Linked DNA regions of Homo sapiens: region 2 is linked to region 1. Evidence: chromatin loops called from intact Hi-C (ENCODE). Cell type or tissue: GM12878. All regions are shown on one strand. Links, peaks and the distances in the headings refer to the core of each region. The heading gives the core; the rest is flanking DNA. Region 1 overlaps NRIR (negative regulator of interferon response). Region 2 overlaps GRASLND (glycosaminoglycan regulatory associated long non-coding RNA).

Region 1 (12,289 bases), core at 1,797-9,796:
CGGGGCTGGAAGCGGACAGCAGTACTGAGGAAACGCAGCTCTGCGGCAGGAGTTGGAGGAAGCGTGGGTGCTCTCATCTAGAGAGAAAAAAGAAAGTCTCAGCACCCCAGGAGTTGCCCCCAGAAGTCACCCAGGGGAGAGAAATCATAATTTTCCCCATGCCCCTCCAGAGAGGTGACTGGAACCAGGGGGTGGAGAGAGGCCGGAGCGCACGCTCACCCCAGCGTTGAGCTCCAGGCTCCTGGGTAAACTGGGACGGACTGCTGCAAAGGAAATGTCAGCTCCCAGGGGACGGAAGGGGCAGGGGAGGAAGTACGTCTGTGGTTCCTTCTTGACCTGGGCTCCTGTGAGCCTGAGGGAAGGCGGGGCTGACAGAACAGTTTGGAGTCACTCAGCAGAGGTGACGAGAAGCACCTGGAGAGTAGCTGGGTCCCTCAGGTGTGGGGAGCCCAGAGCCAGCCTGTCACCCCCTCAGCTCCTGCAGGCCTCGAGGAGCTAAAATATATCTTTCATGAGCTCTGTGTATAGCTAGAACCCGACTTTTCCCTTCCGCGTGCAGACCCATATCCACCGTAACTAATACAATGGGATTTCAGATGGGAAATCTGTCCTAAGAGAAGGAAGAACAAGAGACGAGTGAAATCAAAATGCAGTTTAAGGGATTGGAACAAGACTCTTATATACTGGCTGAAAACTCACCTCCTAAAATTATAGTCATTGGATATGAGAGCTGAGAGGGAACTTACAAATCTTTTATTGAGAGGCAGTGGAGTGTAGAGTTTAAAAGCGTGGCTTCGAACCCCATCAGCAAGCTACTTAACCTCCTTCCGTCTTTGTTTCCTGATCAGTTAGGTGGGGAGAAGAGCATTACCTACCTCGAAGGATTGTCCTGATGATTTAACAAGCTGCTATTTGTAATGTGCTTAGAACTATGACTAGCAGAAATTAGGAGCTGTAGAAATATTGCTTACATTAACACTCTTTTCCATCAGTCCTTTCACAGATGAGAAAATGGCAGAGGTGTGCGGTAAACTAGTTTCTTCACATTTATTCAGCGAGCTAATGACCTGCCTGGTCCTGGAACCCTGGGCTCCAGATTCTTCCCTTGTAGGGAAAAACAAGCCTCCATGAAGCAGGACCCCCACCCCATCCCGCCTGGAGCCATCACTGCCTGGCCTCGTGCTAACATCTCTTTCTTCAGAAATTCCACCAGACTAAACAGAGGAAGCTGCCCTGTCTCTAAGTCTAGCCTGCTGTGGCTGCTGAGAGTACTTGCAGCCTACATGCATCTCCAAACTGGCCCCCACTGCTGGGATTTGGAGACTGTTTTGGCAAAAAGTAAGAGGCCAGAAAGTCAAGTTATCTCTAACCTCTCCTCCAGAGAGTAGAATACCCCCAGTGTAGTCCCCAGTGACTGCATCCTATTCCATCAAAGCCGGGTATCACAGCTCACTTAACCTTTCCCTATTGTTAAGCAATTTGCTTTATTCCAAGTTTTGCTCTCATAAGTAATGCTGGGATAAATATTTTTGGTTTATTGACTTTTATTGCAGTTCTAATGATGTCTTTGGGGAGTACAATTTTGATGTCAAAAGGTAAACACATTTTTTAAATTCCTGGTGCATTTTCCCACGTGGCCTTCCATAAGATTTGTATCTTTTTACATTCCCATGGCAGGGGATGCTGTCTCACAGACTCTTCTCAGCAAGCAAACATTATATTTTCTACAAACGTTTGTTAATTTTGATGATTGGAAAGTATATCCTGTTATTTTTAAGTCAGTAGAATTCCAGCAGTTTTCTTCCCATCAAATACCATTTAACTTTCCATTTTGGAAGGAAGGAAGGGAGGGAGGGAGGGAGGAAGGGAAGGAAGGAAGGAAGGAAGGGAGGGAGGGAGGGAGGAGGGAGGGAGGGAGGGAGGGAAGGAAGGAAGGAAGAAAAGGAAAGGAAGGAGAGAGGTAGAAGAAACAGATAATATATCTCCTATTCAACTCCTTCATGGGCTTGTTGCGACAATAAAATGAGATAATATATTTCAAATGTTAAAGAGTGCTACATAAATGTCAAGTAGGAAAAAAATGAATTCCACAGTACTGACTTCCAGTGAGCACTTATGAATCCTATTAATTAAAAAGGCTTAGACAACTTCATGACATTTAACTGCACTATAGATAATTCACGTATATGGTCCTTGAGAATCTGAGCTGTTCTGGGAAATATGATAAAAATGCATGATATCTGCCAGGAAGATTGCAGTCTTTTGAGAGAAACTACTTTAAACCAAAAGCATGCTTTGTCCGGGTCTTAGAGAGCAGGCAGGGTGAGATGCGCTTTGCAGATCACACACCAGCTCGGCCATTTCCTGATGCTCAGACGAGGACTTTTCTTCAAGGAATGGGGCTGACTTTCATTACATTGCACTTCCCTGTTCTCAGGGAACACAACTGGATCTGCAGCAGATAGCTCCTCACATTTAGGAAACAGAATCGGCTTTTTAAATGTTTTGTTGATGCTGTAAATAATCGTGCTGATGTTGCTGCTTTAACCCTGCCAATCCCCTGGCTGGCTTTGTCACTCCCATCAGGTGCCCAAACATCTCCAGCAAAGCAGCTTTCTCCCATCACCCAACTTAAAACCTCAACCTGTCCCTGTTGTACTCCTATCCCCTCACGAACTTGACTTGTCTGTGGTATTTACACCACCTGATATCTTATGCATTTTTTTTCAGCTAATTGCAACTTTACTGATTTTAAAAGCATGTAGATATCTTTGAATTAAAAGAAACAAAACAATTTTTACAATTTTGAAATTCTAAGCACATTATGTACTTTTTTTTTTTTTTTTTTTTTTGAGACGGAGTCTCCATTGCCCAGGCTGGAGTGGTGTGACCTCGGCTCACTGCAACCTCCACCTTCCAGGTTCAAGCAATTTTTCTGTCTCAGCCTTCTGAGTAGCTGGGATTACAAGCACCCACTATCACAACCGGCTAATTTTTGTATTTTTAGTAGAGATGGGGTTTCACCTTGTTGGCCAGTCTGGCCTCAAACTCCTGACCTCAAATTCAAATGATCCACCTGCCTTGGCCTCCCAAAGTGCTAGGATTACAGGCATAAGCCACCATGCCCAACCTAAGATATGCTGTTATTATAGCATTGCAACTTCTTAGTGTTACAAAATCTGTACATTTAAACACATTAAATGAACCATTTATGCAGCCAACAAACATATTTTAAAAAGCTCATCATCACTGGTCATTAGAGAAATGCAAATCAAAACCACAAAGAGATACCATTTCATACCAGTCAGAATGGCAATTATTAAAAAGTCAGGAAACAACAGATGCTGGTGAAGCTGTGGAGAAACAGGAACACTTTTACACTGTTGGGAGTGTATATTAGTTCAACCATTGTGGAAGACAGTGTGGCAATTCCTCAAGGATCTAGAACCAGAAATACCATTTGGCCCAGCAATGCCCTTACTGGGTATATACCCAAAGGATTATAAATCATTCTACTATAAAGACACATTTATTTGTTTATTGCCTGTCTCTGTCCTTCAGAACGAAAGCTGTGCGAGGACAGAGACTTTGTCCACATTAGTTTAGGTTCTGTGTGTTCCCAGCAGTTGCTAGACTGACTGTCTATTAGAAAATGCTCAGCAAAAGCATAAGTAAGACTGTAACTACGGGATGAAAGTTCTTCTAAAAGTCCACAGAGAATGGCGGAAAGAGTAAGGGTCTACCATCAGAAGGAGGAATTCCGGTCTCTGCTCCTTATTAACTGGGACCTTCAGTAGAGTCATACAACTTCTGCTTTCTCTGAAAAGTGATATAAAATCTTGTGACTTTATAGCTGGGAAAAACTGAAATGATTTATAAAGGAGCCATTAGTGAACAACAAAGAGCTCCACAAATGTAACACTATACACACTTGGGATTCTGTCTCTCAGTTTTTGGTTTTTTTTGTTTTTTGATAGAACCATCAGTAGAGACTGGCTCTGCATCACCTGAGGCATCACAGAGCACTGGTGGAGCCCTTTCCTGGCTCCAGAGTCAGACAGACATGAGATGGATTCCAGGACCCACGGGTAATTAGCCACATGACCTGGGGCTGGTTACGCAACATCAGTGTAGCAGCTGATGCTTGGTTTGATGTGAACAATATGCACAATGAGGTGTATGAAACTCGTAGCAGATGCTTAGTGGTCATCTTTTCCTTGACTAGAATGTTTACTATTTCCAAGGGAGATGCATTCTCCATTGGAAAAGTATTTGGTTTTTAACCACAAAAAGAAAGAGGCCTCTTTCAAAGTTTTAATTCATAAGACAGTGTCACTTATGTCAGGTGATGGGGAAAATGCTTAAGGTGATGCTCTCTAGTGGCAAAAATACAGTCCTTAACTGCCCATTTTTGTCTACTAATAAAATTAAATAATAAACCACCATTGCTCTTGACCTTGGGGGAGAACATTTACCATCAGCATGCTTAAAGTCGAGTAAATCTGCTCTGCATTGGGACAGTCCCTCCTGTGGAAAGTCATGTTTATGTTTATCTAATGTCGTCTCCTGCAGCTGGGAAGTCTTGGTTTTCCAACTTTCAAGATAACCAGCAGTGAATATTAATAGGTGTGCTTCTCTTTGAAGCCAGAAAATGCATAAAATTCTGGATGTTCTCAACAAGACAGCAGAAAGGAGAAGGAGATTGACCTCAACTTGGAGCTTTTCCTGGCCAGGGCTGAGATGGCTCTTTTTCATTATAATATCTAATTTTATCCTCACAAAAGACCTTTGAGAAAAATGATGACATTTCTGATTTATAAATGAGAAAATGAAGTCTCATGGAAATTAAATAACTTGTCCACAATCACACAGCTAAAAGGGCCCCAATCCGAATCTCAGTCAAGTCTGATTGACACTTCAAGTCAATGTTCCACATTTGTACCTCAATAAATATTTGAGAAATATTTATTGAGCTCCTTTGCAAAAGTCATTGTGGTGTTTAGCCATTACTTTTAATAGCAAAACCACCACAATGACTTTTGCACCAACCTGGTATATACCAGGCATTGTTCCAAACACTGAAATGACAGTAATGAGCAAAACAAAGTCCATGCCTTCATGGAGTGCAGACTCCAGTTCAGGAGTAGAAATCAACACAGGCATATTACAGATATAGATAAGGTTGTTGATATGCACGTGGGTACAGGCAGAGCTATGCATATAGATAGAGATACAAGTGTAATCAGAGACACAGATGCAGTTATGATGATGGATGTGATACAGACATAGACATGGCCATGGACATAGACATAGACAGAGGTAGGTATTAATAGTAAGGAGGTAGAGCCAAGGGGAGGAGAACGATGCAAGGCACTATCTGGGACTGAGTAGTAGAGAAGGCCCCTTGTAAGAGCAATGCTGAATAGAGACCTGAACCAAGGCCTGAATGAAGCCCTAAGCATGATGAACAGGTGGGTGAGTTGATTTTAATTAAGTTTAGTAGGGATGGTATTGGGTGCTGCTCAAAGAATAGACTGTAGGGGGCGGTAGAGCATTGTGTCAGCAGGAAGATCAGGGAGGAAATGACTCAGTTGATTCTCATGGGAGATGAAGGACTGGACTAAGGAAGTGATAGAAATGGTCACTCCTTAGTCATCATAGAAGTCACTTCGATTTCCCTAGGGAACATAAAGTGAAGTCTTTTTACAAAAGACTGATTTACTTGAAGGTTTTGAGGGAACCAATGCATTATGGAACACATTATATACCAATACCATGCTTTCCCAAGTTATTAGAATAGTAACAGAATGGCATAAAACAGCATATCTTGTGTTATGATCCTGTTAAAAATTATAAGGCATTTAAGACTATAAGTGACTTCCACTCATCATGGCAAATTAAAGTCATGGCCCACTAGAAATGGGCTCTTGGTCCTCCTCATGTCTGACCTTCTTATTTTGCAAATAAAAAACTAAAGTCCAGAGATGAATAACTTGTCAGAGGTCACAAACTCAGTTAGAAGTGGTACCTACATCTGCTTGTAGCCAGAAGTTCCTTCATTCATTACTTTGCATGTATGCACATAGAAGAGGAAGAATTAATAATTTTTAAAATTAATAAAATGACCACAGTTCCACCCAAAGTTCACCTTATAAATGTATCTCCAAATTCCCTAACCCTAACCCTTATTTTTAATGCAAGCTCTCTTCAGGTAGAAATAGTCTAGAGACACTAGTGAGGACATTTGGAGGCATGAGGAAAACTCTTCAATCGTTAGTTATTACAACAGGACCTACTGAAAAAAAATTATGGCTTAAAATAATTACACATTTATTGATGGATATTTTCTTAATTACAGCTTCAGAATGGAGAACTTGAGTGTTTGGATTTTTTTTTCTTCAATTAAAACACAGAAAATAATGTTTTCAATCTCAAAGATGAGCATAAATGCATTAGGTTTGGAAAAGCTTACAGACCAGGTTCAGCCAAAAGTGAAATTTGATAGCTCCCTTGAATGCCTTCTTATTTGAGAGAAATGGGACACACCCTCAATTATGGCAAAATAAGCACAACCATTAATGTCATGCATGTTAATAAAAATTTTGGAGACTCCACAGAAAAGTTTATGATGTGTTTTCTAAACCACAGTATTTTGGCGATTGCTCAATAATTACAAGAGCCTGGGCCTTGCAGGACCCATTAGCTGTATCCAACATAAGCAGTGCATCCAGAGTTCTACAATGACGAGGGGGTAGGGAGGTTTTAAGAGCAAATAAACAAGGACACATAAAATCCCCAGAATGTCTCTTAAAGCCAAATTTCAAATCATTACCTCACATGGAAGAAAACATATGCATCCATATATATGTACCTAAAAAAATGTGTGTGTATGTACATATCATTTACTGCATCAGATATGCTGAGACCATACTGCATTATAAAGAGCACTAGAAAAAGAACTGCAGAACTTCTATTCTCGCGTGCATCTGCTACTAACAAATTACATGACCCTAGGCAGGGCAGGCCTCTCTGTGGGCCTCATTTTTCACCACTATTAAAGAAAGAGATTGCGTTCCATGATCACTAAGGTTTTCCTTTGAATATTTTTCTGACCCTGGGGGCTGTATTTAGAATTCTTGAAGCAAGAAATTAGCCACTTTTAAAGATTTGCTACTTTGACCTAGAAGTGTTCCCTGTTTTGTCCTTTGTTTTCCCATTAGAGAAGAGATTTAAATAAAAATGAAAGGAACTACTGTTGTTTTTCCAGACACAGTTTGTGTGTAATGAGGGAAGTGATTATCTCGGCAAAAGCACAGTTCCCTCATAAAGGTTCAAAATTAGCGCTTTTCCTCCCTCTAGTGGAAATGTAATGTATTTGATCTAAATTGAATTGGTTTCAGTATTTATCAAATTTTTAAAAAAAGAGAGAAAAAGAGTTGGCATATCTAAAACATAATCAGGGATTGAACCAAATGCAATTTGTTACAGGTTTTCCACACAAATGTCTTAAATATTTTACTTGTTTAAATAAATTCAAAATTAACAATGAAAAGCTGCAAAGTAGATTTAGATCAATTGAAGTTCTCCAAATGAAATAGACAAGTCCAGGCTGGGTGCGGTGGCTAACGCCTGAAATCCCAGCACTTTGGGAGGCCGAGGAGGGCGGATCACGAAGTCAAGAGATCAAAACCATCTTGGCCAACATAGTGATAATCCCATCTCTACTAAAAATACAAAAATTAGTCTGGCATGGTACCATGTGCCTGTAGTCCCAGCTACTCAAAAGGCTGAGGCAGGATAATCGCTTGAACCCGAGAGGCGGAGGTTGCAGTGAGCCAATATCGCACCACTGCACTCCAGCCTGGCGACAGAGCAAGATTCAGTCTAAAAAAAAAAAAGAAATACACAAGTCCACATTAGATGCTTGGTATTTAATTTATGCCCACATGCATCTGAAAATCAGTCCACGTATAAAAATTACTAGGTCAAAGCATGTCACTGAATAGGACAAGAAACACAGCACTAACAACATTAATAAGAAAGAAATGTTTACTCCATTGTAATTCGATCTAACATGTATGGTATCTGTTTTACATGAGGGTTTTCTGATTCCCTCTCTCTGAAACCTTTGTTAACTCCCTCAGGCAAAGTAAATCAGAATCAGACCAGGTTTGTCTGACCCACCTGTGCCAGGGTGGGCAGGACCACAGTGATGATCACCAGGTGTGTATGTCTGCCTCTCTATTGAGGGAGACTCTTCTTCTAATTATTTTTCTCTCCTTACAGTTGTAGAGCAACAGAGAGACATGGCGAATTGGAGAAATTGTGACTCCAAAGGTATTCCCATTCCATTGTCTAATAATCTGAACAGTTGTTTGTTTGTTGTAAGTAAAATCAAATAGCACCATGCTGGCTGAATTCAGTCTGCAAGCCACACCAAGGACAGCCTTGCTTAGCCCTGGAAGGCAGAGATTTTCCATGGAAGAGTTGTAACAAGATGTGTGCTTTAAAGCATGAAAAGAGTGAAAATGCAAAACCACACCTAAAAGGTTCTTAAAAATATCAAACATTCGACTGGGCACAGTGGCTCACACCCGTAATCCCAGCACTTTGGGAGGCCGAGGTGGGTGGATCACAAGGTCGGGAGTTTGAGACCAGCCTGACCAACATGGTGAAACCCCATCTCTACTGAAAATACACAAAAAATTAGCCAGGCATGGTGGCGTATGCCTGTAATCTCAGCTACTCGGGAGGCTGAGGCAGGAGAATGGCTTGAACCCGGGAGGCAGAGGTGGTTGCAGTGAGCCGAGATCATGCTACTGCACTCCAGCCTGGATGACAGAGTGAGACTCTGTCTCAAAAAAAAAAAAAAAAAAAGAGTGATTAGGTTACATACACAGATTAAGGAGGTTAGAGGTGTCTGCTGCAATAATCCAGAGGAAGTCTTCACTGGATGAGACAGAATGCTGTACACAAAGTGTTTAGTCTTCCCATGCATCGTGAGCAGTTGCCAAGGCACCAGAAAACCATGTCACCTGGAAGATGCAAATAAAATAAATAAACAAAGCCCCACCTTAGAGAAGATTGAAAGTTTGCAGGAATCACTGTAAGTGAAGCAATAATTAATAGTGGCAGAAAAATACGTACAGATATTGCATCCAAGAAAAAAATATTTTCAAAGAACCTTAAATAATGAGAAAAGAAAGATGAAAAAAAGGAAGGAGGAAAAGAAGAAATGCAGGGAGAGAATGCAGAGGAGGAGTAAATGGAGGAGGGAAGAAAAGAAAGAGTAAAGAAGGGAGGAAGGAAGAGAGGAAAAAAGAAAAGGAAGACAGAAAGGAAAGAAGAAAAGGGGGGAAAGGAGGGGCTTTGGAATTTAGAAACTTGATAGCAGAAATGAAAATCTTAGTAGAAGATTTAAACACAAAGTTAAAGAAATCTTACAAAATAAAGATATAAAAAGTCACATATGAGGGAAAGATAGGGTGGTTTTGCTTGTTTAAAATACTACACTAGGGACTTTTGTGTCTTGACAAGATGGAGTAATAGAAAGCTTTATCCCCCAACATGAAGAAACCAAATAATCAGACAAGGTTATGAAACAATAGTAACAACTGAAAATGTCCCTGTGACCAGAGAGAAATGAGGTGAGCCCTACAAGTGCCTGAGCACACTGACTTCTGGGAGTTTGCAGACTGAAAGATTAAACAGGAAGAATCCAACAGTCTCCCTGAGTAGAGGGATAGAGCTGGGAGTCCCAGGAGACCAAGGCAGTTGGAGCTAGAGATGCACAGAGAGAATGTTTGAGTTCTATAGAGAGTCTTCCTTGATCATTGAACCGTGAGAGTGAGAAATGCTACCTAAGGCCAGGTGAAGAAAATTCCAAAAAGATTAGAGGAACTAGAACCCAGGGTCAGGGTCAGACACTGCCTGGTGTCTGTTCTTACTAGCCAGACTATACAACTTTATAGTCCATTAGGTTGATCCATTGCAATTGAGCACTACAAAAGATTAGTGAACTTGAACACACAGCAATAGAAACTACCCAGAAAAAAACACAGGGCAAAAAAGACTGCAAAAAAATAAATAAAAGACCATCGGTGAGTTGTGGGGCAGCTTCAGTCAACTAATACATATGTAATTAGAATCCCCAGGGAGAAAAGAGAGAAGTGACAGAAAAACTATTTGAGCTTTTTTCTTTTTCAAAATTTAATGTAAACTATAAATCCACAGATCAAACACAGATTCAAGCACATGAATAACTGTACACCAAAGCACATCATAATCAAATGATTCAAACCAGAGGAAAAGAAAAAAAGCAGCCCAGAAATGATACAGGTTACATAGAGAGTAACAACCAGAAGGGGACAGCAGATTTCCCATCAGAGATAATGCAAGTGGGAAGACATTGGAGCAACATTGTTAAAGTACTAAAAGAAATAAACAAACAAACTCTGCAACCTAGAATGCTACACGAAGGGAAAATCTCTCTCAAAAACTAAGGTAAAATATAGACTTTTCTACATATACAAGAGCTGAAAGAATTCATCACCCACCAGCAGACTCACCGTAAGAAATGTTAAAGAAAGTCATTCAGAAGAAGAAAAAATATTAGACGGAAATAGAGATTTACACAAAAACATGAAAAACAACAGAAAGTGTTGCACACGGTGCCCAGAGCAGTTTATTTGCAACAGGTAAAATCTGGGACCAACCCAGGTTAAGGACAACATGTCCAGAAGATGAAATACTACTCAACAAAATTAAAAAAGAAATATAGAGGATGGAATAAATCATTGATCCACAAACCAACATGTATGAATCTCAAAATAATTTTGCTGCTAATTGAAGAAAGTCTAATAAAAATGGCACAAACTGTATGATTCCATTTATCTAAAATTCTAGAAAATAAAAACTAATTTTCTGTACAGTTAGACCTGTGTTTTCCTGGGAATAAAAAGGTCAGGGAGGAGGGCAGAAGGGTGGGATTGCAAAAAGACCCAAGGACATTTCTAGAGGTAATATTACAGTTTGCTGTCTCTACTGTGGTGATGGTTTCATGAGATTATACATATGTCAAAATTAATTAACTTGTACATTTTAAATGTGTGTACTTTTCTGCAAGCTATTCATACCTCGATAAAGCTGCTAAAGATGGCATTTCTAATTTTCCATGCTGTTGTAGAAAATAGGGAAAATTTTTAAGATGTTAAAAAAGTCACAGATTATCACTGAGAAAAAATGTATTTTTGATAATTTACATCTTCTTAGGTGCTCAGCATTCTGCTTAGCATTATATTAAAAGGATTTATCTCAATGTATTTAACCAGTGTGTATTACAAATAAACACATTATACACATACATAAATATATTCTGATTATTTAAAGATAATAGTTATAATAAAACCTTTTTATGTGTACCACTGATTATTTTCTTGGTGTATGTTCCAAAATGATCCACGTGTCCAAACACTTTTAAGATACTATATAATTGCTCCTAGAAAAGAGATTTTACAGAGAGAAGGATCAGCACAAAAGGAGATTAGTCTAGTCTAAGAAAAAAATAAACAAAACCAGGCATGTACCACTGAGGAAGGAAGACAATGGAGAAGTGCTATGTCTGCTTCACAGCTGTTTCCCTGAGTGGGTAGACTGTTTGAGATAGAACACCAGGCACTTTCATTCCCAGGCCTATTCTATTAATACTTTTGCATACGTGAAGACTGACTGAGCCTCCTACTTACTAATAGAAGTGCTTGCTGTGCTTAGGGAAAATTTATTTTAACTTAAAGGACATTGCAGTAATCTGCTCAGGCTGCCATAAGAAAATACCACAGGCTAGTGGCTTAAACAGAAATTTCTCACGAGGTGGGCATGGTGGCTCACAACTGCCATCCCAGCAACTCAGGATCCTGAGGTGGGAGGATTGCTTAAGCCCAGGAGTTTGAGGCTGCAGTGAGCTATTTCAGCCTGGGAAATAGAGAACCATCCCAATAAGAAGAAAGAAAAGAAAAAGAGAGAGAAAGAAAGAGAGGGAGGGAGAAAGAAACAGAAAGAAAGAGAAAGGAAGAAAGAGAAAAGAAGGAAAGGAAAGGGGAAAGGAAAACAGAAAGGGAAGGGAAAGGGAAAGGGAAAGAGAAAGAGAAAGAGAAAGAGAAAGAGAAAGAGAAAGAGAAAGAGAGAAAGGGAAAGAGAAAGAGAAAGAGAAAGAGAAAGAGAAAGAGAAAGAATTTATTTCTCACATTTCTGGATGCTAGGAAGTCCAAGATCAAGGTGCCAGCCAGGTAGG
Region 2 (12,289 bases), core at 2,764-10,763, 83 kb after region 1:
CCCAGGCCTGGTAGTGACAGAATCCCTCAACATTTATTTGTCTGTAAAGGATTTTATTTCTCCTTTGTTAATGAAGCTTCCTTTGGCTGGATATGAAATTCTGTGTTGAAAATTCTTTTTTTTTTAAGTGTTCAATATTGGCCCTCACTCTCTTCTGGCTTGCACAGTTTCTGTAGAGAGATCTGCTGTTAGTCTGATGGGCTTCCCTTTGTGGGTAACCTAGCCTTTCTCTCTGGCTGCCCTTAATATTTTTCCTTCATTTCAACCTTGGTAAATTTGACAATTATGTGTCTTGGGATTGTTCTTGAGGAGTATCTTTGTGGTGTTCTCTGTATTTCCTAATTTGAATGTTGGCCTGTCTTGCTAGGTTGGGGAAGTTCTCCTGGATGATATCCTGAAGTGTTTTCCAACTTGGTTCCATTATCCTCGTCTCTTTCAGGTACACCAATTAAACGTAGATTTGGTCTTTTCACATAATCCCATATTTCTTGGAGGCTTTGTTTGTTCCTTTGCATTCTTTTTTCTCTAATCTTGTCTTCACGCTTTATTTCATTAAGTTGATCTTCAATCTTTGATATCATTTCTTCCACTTGATCGATTCGGCTATTGATACTTGTGTATGCTTCATGAAGTTCTTGTGCTGTGTTTTTCAGCTCTATCAGGTCATTTATGTTCTTCTCTAAACTGGTTATTCTAGTTAGCAGTTCCTGTAACCTTTTATCAAGGTTCTTAGCTTCCTTGCATTGGGTTAGGACATGCTCCTTTAGCTTGGAGGAGTTTGTTGTTACCCACCTTCTGAAGTCTACCTCTGTCAGTCTGTCAAACTCATTCTGCATCCAGTTTTGTTTCCTTGCTGGTGGGGAGTTGTGATCCTTTGGAGGAGAAGAGGCATTGTGGTTTTTGGAATTTTCAGCATTTTTGTGCTGGTTTTTCCTCATCTTTGTGGATTTATCTACCTTTCATCTTTGATGTTGGTGACCTTTGGATGGGGTTTTTGCATGGGCATCCTTTCTGTGGATGTTGATGTTACTGATTTCTATTTGTTAGTTTTCCATCTAACAGTCAGACCCCTCTTCTGCAGGTCTGCTGGAGTTTGCCGGAGGTCCACTCCCGACCTTGTTTCCCTGATTAGCACCAGCAGAGGCTGCAGAACAGCAAATATTGCTGCCTGCTTCTTCCTCTGGAAGCTTTGTTCCAGAGGGTCGCCTGCCAGATGCCAGCTGGAACTCTCCTGTATGAGGTGTCTGTTGACCCCTGCTGGGAGGTATCTCCCAGTCAGGAGGCACGGGGGTCAGGGACCCAATTGAGGAGGCAATCTGTCCCTTAGCAGAGCTTGAGTGCTGTGCTGGGAGATCCGCTGCTCTCTTCAGAGCCAGCAGGCAGGAACATTTAAGTCTGCTGAAGCTGCGCCCACAGCCGCTCCTCCCGCCAGGTGCTCTGTCCCAAGGAGATGGGAGTTTTATCTGTAAGCTCCTGACTGGGGCTGGGGCTGCTGCCTTTCTTTTTTCTTTTTTTTTTTTTTGTTTTTTTTTTGAGACAGAGTCTCGCTGTGTTGCCCAGGCTGGAGCGCAGTCGCCCAATCTTAGCTCACTGCAACTTCTGCCTCCTGGGTTCAAGTGATTCTCCTCCCTCAGCCTCCTGAGTACCTGGGATTACAGGTGTGCACCACCATGCCCATCTAATTTTTGTATTTTTAATAGAGACGGGGTTTCACCGTGTTGGTCAGGTTGGTCTTGAACATCTGACCTTGTGATCCACCCACCTTGGCCTCCCAAAGTGCTGGAATTACAGGTGTGAGCCACCACACCTGGCCAGGCTGCTGCCTTTCTTTCAGAAATGCCCTGCCCAGAGAGGAGGAATCTAGAGAATCAGTCTGGCTAGAGCCACTTTGCTGTGCTGTGGTGGGCTCTACCCAGTTTGAACTTCCCAGCAGCTTTGTTTGAACTGTGAGGAGAAAACCACCTACTCAAGCCTCAGTAATGGCAGACGCCCCTCCCCGCCACCAAGCTCAAGTGTCCCAGGTTGACTTCAGACTGCTGTGCTGGCAGCAAGAATTTCAAACCAGTGGATCTTAGCTTGCTGGGCTCTGGGGGGGTGGGATCCGCTGAGCAAGAGCACTTGGCTCCCTGGCTTCAACCCCCTTTCCAGGGGAATGAACGGTTCTGTCTCACTGGTATTCCAGGGGCCACTGGGGTGCGAAAAAAAACTCCTGCAGCTAGCTCGGTGTCTGCCCAAATGGCCACCCAATTTTGTGCTTGAAACCTAGGTCCCTGGTGGAGAAGGCACCTGAGGGAATCTCCTGGTCTGTGGGTTGTGAAGACCACGGGAAAAGCATAGTAACTGGGCTGGATAGCACTGTTCCTCACAGCACCATCCCTCATGGCTTCCTTTGGCTAGGGGAAGGTGTTCCCTGACCCCTTGTGCTTCCTGGGTGAGGCGATGCCCCACCCTGCTTTGGCTCACCCTCCATGGGCTGCACCTGCTGTCCAACTAGTCCCAATGAGATGAGCCAGGTACCTCAGTTGGAAATGCAGAAATCACCCGCCTTCTTTGTTGGTCTTGTTGGGAGCTGCAGACCAGAGCTGTTCCTATTTGGCCATCTTGTCAGCCCTCCAGGTCAAGTTTAATCACACAAAACACCCCCATATATGCTTAGGAGAACTATAGCAAGTCCACGTCAGATGCTACTAAAATGGACTTAAAAGATCAGAAAGATTGCAACAATATTTATTTTTATTATTATTAAAAATACACATTTGTAGGATATTTGAAAACAGAGTAAAACAAAATGAAGAAAATTAAAATTACCCATAATTGTATCACATAGAGGTAACTGGTAATTTAGCTCACATCTGTCCAGTCATATATATTGCTTAATAGAATTGCATTCTTACTCAATACTTTTATTTTTCACATTATATCTTCTGAAGCTTTTTAAAGTTAATTAGCATTTTGTACTTTAATGAGAACAGCCAGTTCTTAACAATTCACACTAATAGATGAGAAAACATTCAATGGCATTAAAAAGTCAGAGCTCATTTGAAAAAAAACCCACTGGATTTGTTTTTGAGTTGTTTACATATTTGTTTATGGATGTAAGTGGTATCCTATTAATTTTAGTAATATTCTCTCTCTACACACACACACACACACACACACACACACACACACACACACACACACACACACAAAGCTCTGTGAAAGTTCATTCTTGGGGAATCTGGAAAACTGCCCAAACATTGTTTACTTTTTTCATTCAGGGCCACCTCAACTTGTTCCTAAACCCCTCTCAGCAACACATCTGAATAGACTGACCTTTGTCAGTTCTCTTCCTGGGTTATATTCAGCTTTATCTTTTATGTTTTCTGACATCTATTTGTGGGGATAACCAGAAAACCTGTGTATATGTGTAGTTGGTGGTATCTACTTTTGTGAAGAATACCTCATTTTTCATTAAATCATAACTCAGATATCACTTTTTCCTGGAAGCCTAGTAGACAGCAGGCATTTGAATGCTGGTTGAGTCAAACTGACCTGAATTAGTCAGCTCAGGCTGCCATAAAAACATACCGTATACCATGTGGCAGAAACAATACACATATATTTCTCTGGAGGCTGGAAGTCCAAGATCAAGGTGCCAACTGGTTAAGTTCCTGGTCAGGCTTCTTTCCCTGGCTTGCAGATGGCTGCCTTGTCCCTGTGTTCTCACATGGAGGAGACAGGGATCTCTCTCCTCTTAAAAGGCCACCATCATTTTGCATAAGGACTTCATTTGAACTTAACTACCTGCTAAAGACCCTGTGTCCAGATATAGTCACACAGGGGATCAGAGCTTTGACATGTGAGTTTTGGAAGGAGACCATTCAGTCCATAGCATGATCCATCATTTAAATGGTAAGATGCAATATACCTAATAGATTTGACCTGACTTTGATGCCATTTAATAGATTTGACTTGACTTTGTCTGATGGCAGTTAATAAAGCCACTTCTATTGAAGTAGGCAGTGCTGTGAGTATTATGACTTGGGGCCCCATGGACGTTTCCAGTCCTTTAAATATTGCCTCCATCCGCTGTGACAGAGCCTGAAATGTCTTCGTTGTGATTAAACTTGCAGTTTCTCCACTGATTTTCTGTAAAACTGAGGGAGTCTGGGGAATTAGCAAACATTAATCTTGTTCTTCAAGTTGTCGTTGGGATGTGTCAGCCCCACCTTTCTCTCAGGTATTGGCCAGGAGAGGGAAAAGCAGGGAACAGAGAGCAAACTTAAGCTATTTCCTACCTATTTGCCTACCACAACCTGGTGATGCCTGGCAAGATCCTTGTAGTTGAAAGATTTAATTCAGGAACAGCTTGGTGCATATCTACTGTGTGGTGAGACCTGTGCCAGACGCTATGGGGAATATCCAAGAAGAAGAGTCAGGCTTTTCATCTTTGAGAAATTTACAAATGTTAGGACAAGAGTTAGACACACGAGAGAGTTAAACAACTGAGTAAGAGAGGCAAAGCAGTGATAGAAAAGGCACCTGCCGTGGGACAGCCTGGCTTGAGCTGCAGTACCGTGTTTGATTAAGGGTGCGATACTTAGGTTCACAAAGGCCCAGTTTCCTCATCAGCAAAATGAGGGATCAATGCAGATTAGTGTAAGGACTTGAGTTAATTATACAAACAGCTCTTGGTGGCCTCTGGTAACTACTAACAGTTACCAATGAGTTCACATCATGTGAAAGCCATCCTTCATAATCTGAGGTAATGCAGGACAAAATAGATAAAAACTCATGGCACAGTTTGAAGTCCTGATAATTGTCATGAGCAAAAAGAGAGGACATTTGGGTTTTGGGGAAGAACACCTTAGAGAACAGGAGGCTTAAGACGGCTGCCCGTTAGTTAACTTACTCATTTAGTATGCACCTATGATGTATCAGCTTTTATAGCAAGTGCTAAAAACACAAAAATGAGCATAAGATTGTTTTGTCGCTAAGGTGCTCAAAGTTTAGTGGAGAAGGCAGTCTTGTAAACGAATAGGTAAAATAAGTGTTGAAGGATGGTAGAAGTAGCAACAAAGTTTTAACACACACACACACACACAAAACATGGAGGACTCTGGTGGTCTTTCATTCTACATCTTAATGGGAATATTGAGATGAGCGCTTCGCCAGAGCTCAGGTCTGAAAAATCCGGTAGAACATAAACTTCTAAAAATGTTCTGACTACTCATCCATAAAAAAAGAATGAATTAACGGCATTTGCAGCAACTTGAATGAGATTGGAGACTATTATTCTAAGTGAAGTAACTCAGGAATGGAAAACCAAAGGTTGTATGTTATCATACTTAAGTGGGAGCTAAGCTATCAGGATGCAAAGGCATAAGAATGACACAGTGGGCCTTGGGGACTCAGTAGGAAAGGGTGGGATGTGGGTGAGGGATAAAAGACTACAAATTGGGTGCAGTGTATACTGCTCGGGTGATGGGTGCCAAAGTTTCACAAATCACCACTACAGAATTTACTCATGTAGCCAAACACCACATGTTCCCCAATAACCTATGGAAACAAAAAACAAAACAAAAAAATGCTCTGCTCTGTTTTGTGAGGGGTCCAATGTCGGCCTTCAAGTGGCCTCAAAAATCAGAAATACAGACATGTGTGAAGCAACTTGATATAAGACAGCACAGGGTGGTGGGAGCCAGGGTGAGCTAGAGAACATACTCCTCTTAGAGGTGTTCAAGTTTTATAAAACATGACACTCCCCAAATGAAATACCCCTGAAGATCTGACTTGTCTTATCAGATGCCTGTTTTCAAATTCAAGTCACAGTGCCACCATGACTATCCCTAATTTATTCAGTGGTATATCAGGCATTAGCTATTCACTGAAAACTGGTAACCTTAATCACTGTTCCTTGAAGGAAATATTTTTACTCCCTGTTGTAAAGACTTTGAATAGTTATTCATACCCCCTTCTGTGAACATGAGAAAATTATACTTTCTCACCCTCTTTCAGTTAAGCAAAGCTACTAATTCCGGCCAATTATGAGTGCATTTAACTGCTAGTACAAGGCTGTACAACATTTGCTTTTGGGTCCACAGTGATTACAGAGGAGGCCTCATGTTGAGATGGCTGAGTCTAAAAACAGGCAACCTTGATCTTGTGTGCTTATTGGGAGGATAGTATTGGAGAGACAAATACGGTCACAGCAAACTGCATATATGGGACAGTTCACATTTTGAGATTACTTGTTACTGTAACACAGATTAGCCCGTCCTAACCAAAATGATCCCATAACAAATAACATTCAGATTGTCTAAGGCTAATGATGGAGATACAATTTCAATAGGGGTTAAGGCATTGGACTTCATAGTCCCATTTCACAATATTGACCAAGATTTACATTCTCCCTGGGGGTGGCTCTACAACTGATGGAATCACAATACTCTCGGTCTTGGGGGAATGCGCCATTGCCTCCTACCACTGGACACACAATTCTTCTCTTAACTTAAACTATATGGTCCTTAAGGGTAGAGCGCATATTTTAGCAGCTAAAAAGTTTTGAGCCCTGAAGTGGGCATGCCAAGTATGGTGTTAAGTGCTTTGCATAATTTTTATTTTAAATGCTCAGAGAAACCATAGAAGAGAAGTGTAATCATCCTTCATTTCATTGCTAAGGAAACTGGAGCTGAGGGAGTCTAACTGAAATGCATAGCTAGATCTTGATGAAACCTAAACTGACTTTGGCAGCAAAGCCCGAGCCAAGCTCAGGCAGAGGGCTTTGTCCTTCTTTCTTCCAAACTGCCTGGGACTCAGCTTCTGGGTTTCTGGGTTTTATTTGTTGTTGTTATTTGCTTGTTTCAATCTGTGAAGCCTGCTCTCCTCTTGATGATTAGAAACTGTGAGTGCATGTCTTCTTTAGAGGAAGTGGCTTGTGGTCTTGCCCTGTGATCCTCTGATAAGAATAGGTTCTCAGAAATACAACCCAATAGACCAAACTTTCACACGAAGATATGAAATGAGAGAAGAAGGAAGGAGAAGACAGACTGATAGAGTTCTTCATACACATGCAAGATGGGGAAAGGAAAAAGAGGAATTTGCATTCTTTCATTGGACTATTACATTCTTTCATGTCTAATGCCAAACATACAAATATGATAATATAATAAGAGAGTAACAAAAGTGGTGTGAGCACAGCTCAGCAGAAAGATTGGCTAACCCAGGGGAGTGACAGAAATGTTACTAGAGGTGTCAGTGGTGCACTGGAGTTTAAAATAGTAGGAGAAGTTTTCCAGGCCGTCAAGGTGTGGGGATTTGATGAGAGTGTTTGCGTTTGTTATTGTTGTTGATGGTGGTGGCGATGTGTGTGTGTGTGTGTGTGTGTGTGTGTGTGTAGAAAGAGAGAGAGAGAGGAGTTTTTAAGTACTGTATGTATTTTAAGGAGATTGAATAATCTAAGGTGAGGAGCATTTAAAATAATAGCAGAATAAAAGTTAAATACTTAGAAACATACAGCAATGAAACAAAATGACCTCTAAAGGGCCTTTTAAGTATGTTTCCATCCAGAAAGGGTCTCTATAGCCCCTATTTTTATTTTTTATTCCCATTATCCCCCAGAACTTTCCATTCTTAGGTGGCATCCAAGATTCTGTCCATTCCTGCTCAAGCCCACCTGCCACCTTTATCCATAACAGATAAACCTCCTGGTCCTACCAAGCCAGACAATCTATTGTCAGGAAAATGTTTTATGATTCTCTTCTTCTGCAATCTTGCTGGAGCTCACTTTCCCCATCTTACTGTCTCAGGTCAGGTTCCCTGGGAAACAGACTCTGAGATGGAGGTTGGTGGTTAAGAGATGCTTAGGAAGGGTTCCTGTAGAAGAATGAGGACACAGGGGAGCTGGGATGCATTTGCTGGGGAACTCTGGGGCTAGGGAGCCCTTCAGTGTTGTCCCAAGGTATGCCAAGCGATTCTCAGAAATACAACCCAATAGACCAAACTTTCACACAAAGATATGAAATGAGACATATGTTATGTCCCAGGCAAGCGGTTTTGGAAGGAGTTTTGCAGGAGGCAGCTACCTTTGGCCAAGATTGATTCCTGGGATGTGAGCCTTCCACAGCCAACAGTCCCAGCTCACGGGATAATGACTGCCTTGGTTCTGTAGGGAATCTTCATGAAGCATTCAAGCATCCACCTTGCGATATATCACCTGAGCCCTGTTCAGTAGGTGGAATAGCAAGTCCTGTTTCTCCCCCATAGCTCTTTATTTTAAACCTCACGTGTTACCATGTGGCAGCATCCACTAGGAATGAGCTGTGGGCACCTGAGTTGTTGCCCAGGACACAGACCTGGATTGTGTACTGTGTTCCCCTTGCACCTATCTGCTACCTGAATTTCTTCCAGGTTCCCATCTTTTCCTAGCTCTTGGCTATCTGCCTCAACTGTGCTCTCATGTCTAAGACTGAATGACTTACTCTGCCTACCTAGTATTGTACTTGGGCTCTCCTTCAAGACTCAAGTACCTGTGAATTACTGCTACTCAAAACCAGTTTACAGTGAATGTGTTAGCTTTAGTTGTTAGTTTAGGCAAGACCATGCTGGCATAACAAATAAACCCTAAAATTTCAATAGCTTAACACATGCAGGTTCATGTTCTCCTGAGGATCATCCTACCAGTGGGCAACCCACAGATCCAGCTGACTCCATTTGGTGGTCCCACCACCTCAATATGTGGCTCTGTTATCACTGGGATGGTGATGGGCAAGTTCAGTGTCATGAAGGTCTTTCTCATTGCCTTGGCTCAAAAGTGAGGCTTATGTCTACAGTCTATGGAACAAAATGAGTCACATGCCCTGGCCTGACTGTGAGGGGGCCAGAAAATCTGGGAAAATGCATGGCTATTTAGTGAGCATTAAATGTTTGCCCACAATGAGGTCTGTCTGCTGTTAAATATAATCATTCTTTGAGACTTGAGAAAGCCTTTAAAAATTCTGTCAAGCCCCAAGGGCCATATTCAATTGATTACTATAGAAAAGCAGTGTAATAAAAAGTTAAAAGACCTCTGAATCAGCCTTCTGTAATATTACCATGTGTGCCTTGAGCAAGCAGGGATCCTGGATCTGGCATGGCCTCGGTAAACCTCAGTGTTCCCATAAGTGAAGTGAAAAGATCAGACAAAACTTTCTCTTGGGTCCTTTTCAGTTCTAAGTAGAATCTACGGAGCTTGCATTTGAGCCATGCATAGAAGATCCGGTTAATAAAGAACCACAGAAGATTCATTTCTTTCATTCAACAAATTTTTATGAAGTGCCTAGAACTTATCTTGCCATTGCTGGATATGATGGCAAACAAGAGAGACGCGTCTCTACTTTCTGGGAGAATGCTAGGAAAAATATCTTTACTTTTTAATTCACATGTTAATATTTTCATTTATTGTCATTTATCTTGCCACCTTTGTATAACACTTTTATTTTTATTATAACCCTTGTTCTCTAAGTTGCAGTCATGAGTAGTCACCTTCCATGCACTTGTATTAGTTTGCTAGGCCTGGTGAAACAAAGTACCACCTTCTGAGTGGCTTAAACCACAGAAATGTATCATCTCACAGTTCTGGAGGTGTATTAGGGTTCCTCAGAGACACAGAATCAATAGGATAGAGATAGATAGATAGATAGACTAGATAGATGATTGATAGATGGATAGATAGATAGATAGATAGGAGATTTATTATGGGAATTGGCTTACATAATTATGGAGGCCAAGAAGTCCCACGATCTGCCGTCTGCAAGCTGGAGACCCTGAAAAGCTGGTGGTGGAATTCAGTCAGAGGCCAAAGGGCGGAGAACCTAGGGGTGGAGTAGGGAGGGGGAAGCACGCTCTCATGTAAGTGCTGGAATCCTGAGGCCCGAGAACCAGGAGCTCTGAAGTCAGGGGGCAGGAGAAGATGGATGTGCCAGCTGGAACAGAAGGAGCATATGTGCCCTTCCTCCTGTTTGTTCGCGCTCTCCAGAGATAGGGTGATGCACGTGGGTGAGGGCAGATCTTCTTTACTCTAAGGATTCAAATGCTGATCTTGTCCAGAAACACTCTGAGAGATGCACACAGACATACTGTCTTACCAGCTATCTGGGCATCCCTTAACCCAGTCAAGCTGCCACTTAACATTAACCATCACAGGGGGCTAGAAGTCTAAGTCAAAGCTTTGGCAAGATTGGTTCCTTTTGAGGGCTGTGAGGAAGAATCTGGTCCAGGCTCCTCCACCAGCTGCCGGTGCTTTGCTGGTCATCTTTGGCATTTCTTGGCTTGTAGAAGCATCACCCAAATCTTTGACTTCAGTTCACATGGTGTTCTCCTTGTGTGTGTCTGTGTCCAAATTTCCCCTTTACATAAGGACACCAGTCATATTGGATTAAAGCCCACTCCAGTATGATCTCCTCTTAACTAATCATATCTGCAATGACCCTATTTCCAAAGAAGGTCACATTCTGGGGTACTGGGGCTTAGAACTTCAGTATACGAATTTTAAGGAGGCACAAGGTGTCCGTGACAGTGCTGTGTTAAGTGACTGGAAGGATGAATTTCCTTTTTCACTTGCACTTTCTTTCTTGAAGTTTTGTTTGAAGCTGCTTGAAGACATCTCTGCATCCTGTCTTATGTGGATGCTACTCCCACTGCAGAGATTATTCGAGAGGTTGGAAAGGTTGGAAAAGAAAGAGAGGATGCTTTTGAAGGGAGAAGGGTAAGAGTACAGACAAGGGAAGCTGTATTAGTCTGTCTGTTCCCACACTGCCAATAGAGACATGCCTGAGACTAGGTAATTTATAAAGAAAAAGAGGTTTAATGGACTCACAGTTCCACATAACTGGGGAGGCCTCACAATCACGGCGGAAGGCAAGGAGGAGCAAAGTCACAGCAGGCAAGAACATTTGCAGGGGAACTCCCCTTTATAAAACCATCAGATCTCATAAAACTTATTCACTGTCACGAGAACGGCACAGGAAAGACCCACCCCCATGATTCAGTTACCTCTCACCTGATCCCTCCCATGACATACGAGAATTATGGGAGCTACAATTCAAGATGAGATTCAGGTGGAGAGACAGCCAGACTGTATCAGAAGCTTTGCCAAGAAGACCCGGAGAGTAGCAGGAACTCTCCTCTGTTCTTTGGCATTACCCTGTGAAGGCTGTGTGGCTCACCTGGGGACTGTGCCTCTGGCAGGAAAGTCTTGTGCTGTCTGCTCCTGAGAGAAGGCATGGCTTCTGGAATGAGATGATCAGTAGCACAGATGGGCTGAAGATGAGACGTTACATTCCACATTCCCAGAACCATAATATCCCCCAGATTCCTCTGTGTCCTTAAGGAGAGAAAGTCAGAATGAGAACTGACATTTGATTTCCTGCTACTCTAGAGAAACAAGAAATGGAATTTGTTAATTTTTAAAATAAAAAAAGTGAATTTTCTATATTTATGGAATGTGTGATTACAAATTCACATAAACTTCCTTGTCTAATTTTTTTTCTTTTCTTTTTCTTTTTCTTTCTTTTTTTTTTTTTTTGAGACTGAGTTTCGCTCTTGTTGCCAGGCTGCAGTGCAGTGGTGCGATCTCGGCTCACCGCAACCTCTGCCTCTGGGGTTCAAGCGATTCTCCTGCCTTAGCCTCCCGAGTAGCTGGGATTATAGGCATGTGCCACCACGCCTGGCTAATTTTGTATTTTTAACAGAGACAGGGGTTTCTCCATGTTGGTCAGGCTGGTCTTGAACTCCCAACCTCAGGTGATCTGCCTGCCTCGGCCTCCCAAAGTGCTGGGATTACAGGCATGAGCCACCACACCCAGCCCCTTGTCTAATTTTTTAAAAAAAATTCAAGTGTGGGTCTTGAGCTTCCCTTGATTTTCTGTCTAGAAGAGAAGTGTCAGAACGGCTATCTGCTTTCCCAGCTTCTGGGCCATTTGCTGCAGCACTGAGTCGCCAGCCTGCTTCGCATGAGCAGGGAAATTTTGCCCATCTAGGTAATCAGGAAGAGCTTGTTCAATGAGTGAAGGGTGAGTCATACTGCATTGGCACAAACTCTTGGCAACAATGAGTGTCCTTTACAATGGGCTCTATGGGACAGCCCTCTGGGGGAGATGGGCCAGCCAGACCTGAGTAAGGGGCTGGACTGAAAACTGACAGTGACAGGTGGAAGTGAACTTGAGAGACCCAACAAACTTCTTGTTGGAGAGAACTAGGACAGCTGCTCAGAGGCAAAGCTCAGAGTAGAGGATTTCACTCAGTATTTATTGAGCACTTATTATGTTCA

The links. A loop is a pair of places that touch in the nucleus more often than their neighbours do. Peaks named below come from ENCODE experiments on the same cell type or tissue, not always from the same donor. Only the 100,000 strongest peaks of a DNase experiment are listed, where the experiment ranks them.
Region 2: a loop joins it to region 1, with 4 times the contacts of the local background. A loop is called at or near these places in 8 of 110 quality-filtered maps.

What each region holds. Positions count from the first base shown.
Region 1 is chr2:6,821,072-6,833,360 of GRCh38, forward strand. NRIR (negative regulator of interferon response) reads right to left here. Exons shown (of 4, transcript NR_126359.1): 2 at 12,243-12,289; 3 at 8,897-9,035; 4 at 7,483-7,884. Among named protein-coding and RNA genes, the nearest start is that of NRIR, 13 kb to the right of the region's middle. RefSeq lists an enhancer at 5,327-5,621. In GM12878, for the core only: a CTCF peak has its summit at 5,544 (motif pointing right); a DNase peak (open chromatin) is centred at 5,600.
Region 2 is chr2:6,903,007-6,915,295 of GRCh38, forward strand. It overlaps GRASLND (glycosaminoglycan regulatory associated long non-coding RNA), which reads right to left. Exons shown (of 5, transcript NR_033997.1): 4 at 11,187-11,344; 5 at 9,270-10,658. Among named protein-coding and RNA genes, the nearest start is that of RNF144A, 8.3 kb to the right of the region's middle. RefSeq lists enhancers at 6,750-6,799, 6,930-7,059. In GM12878, for the core only: no CTCF peak of the experiment used is centred there; a DNase peak (open chromatin) is centred at 6,895; H3K27ac peaks cover 2,209 bases.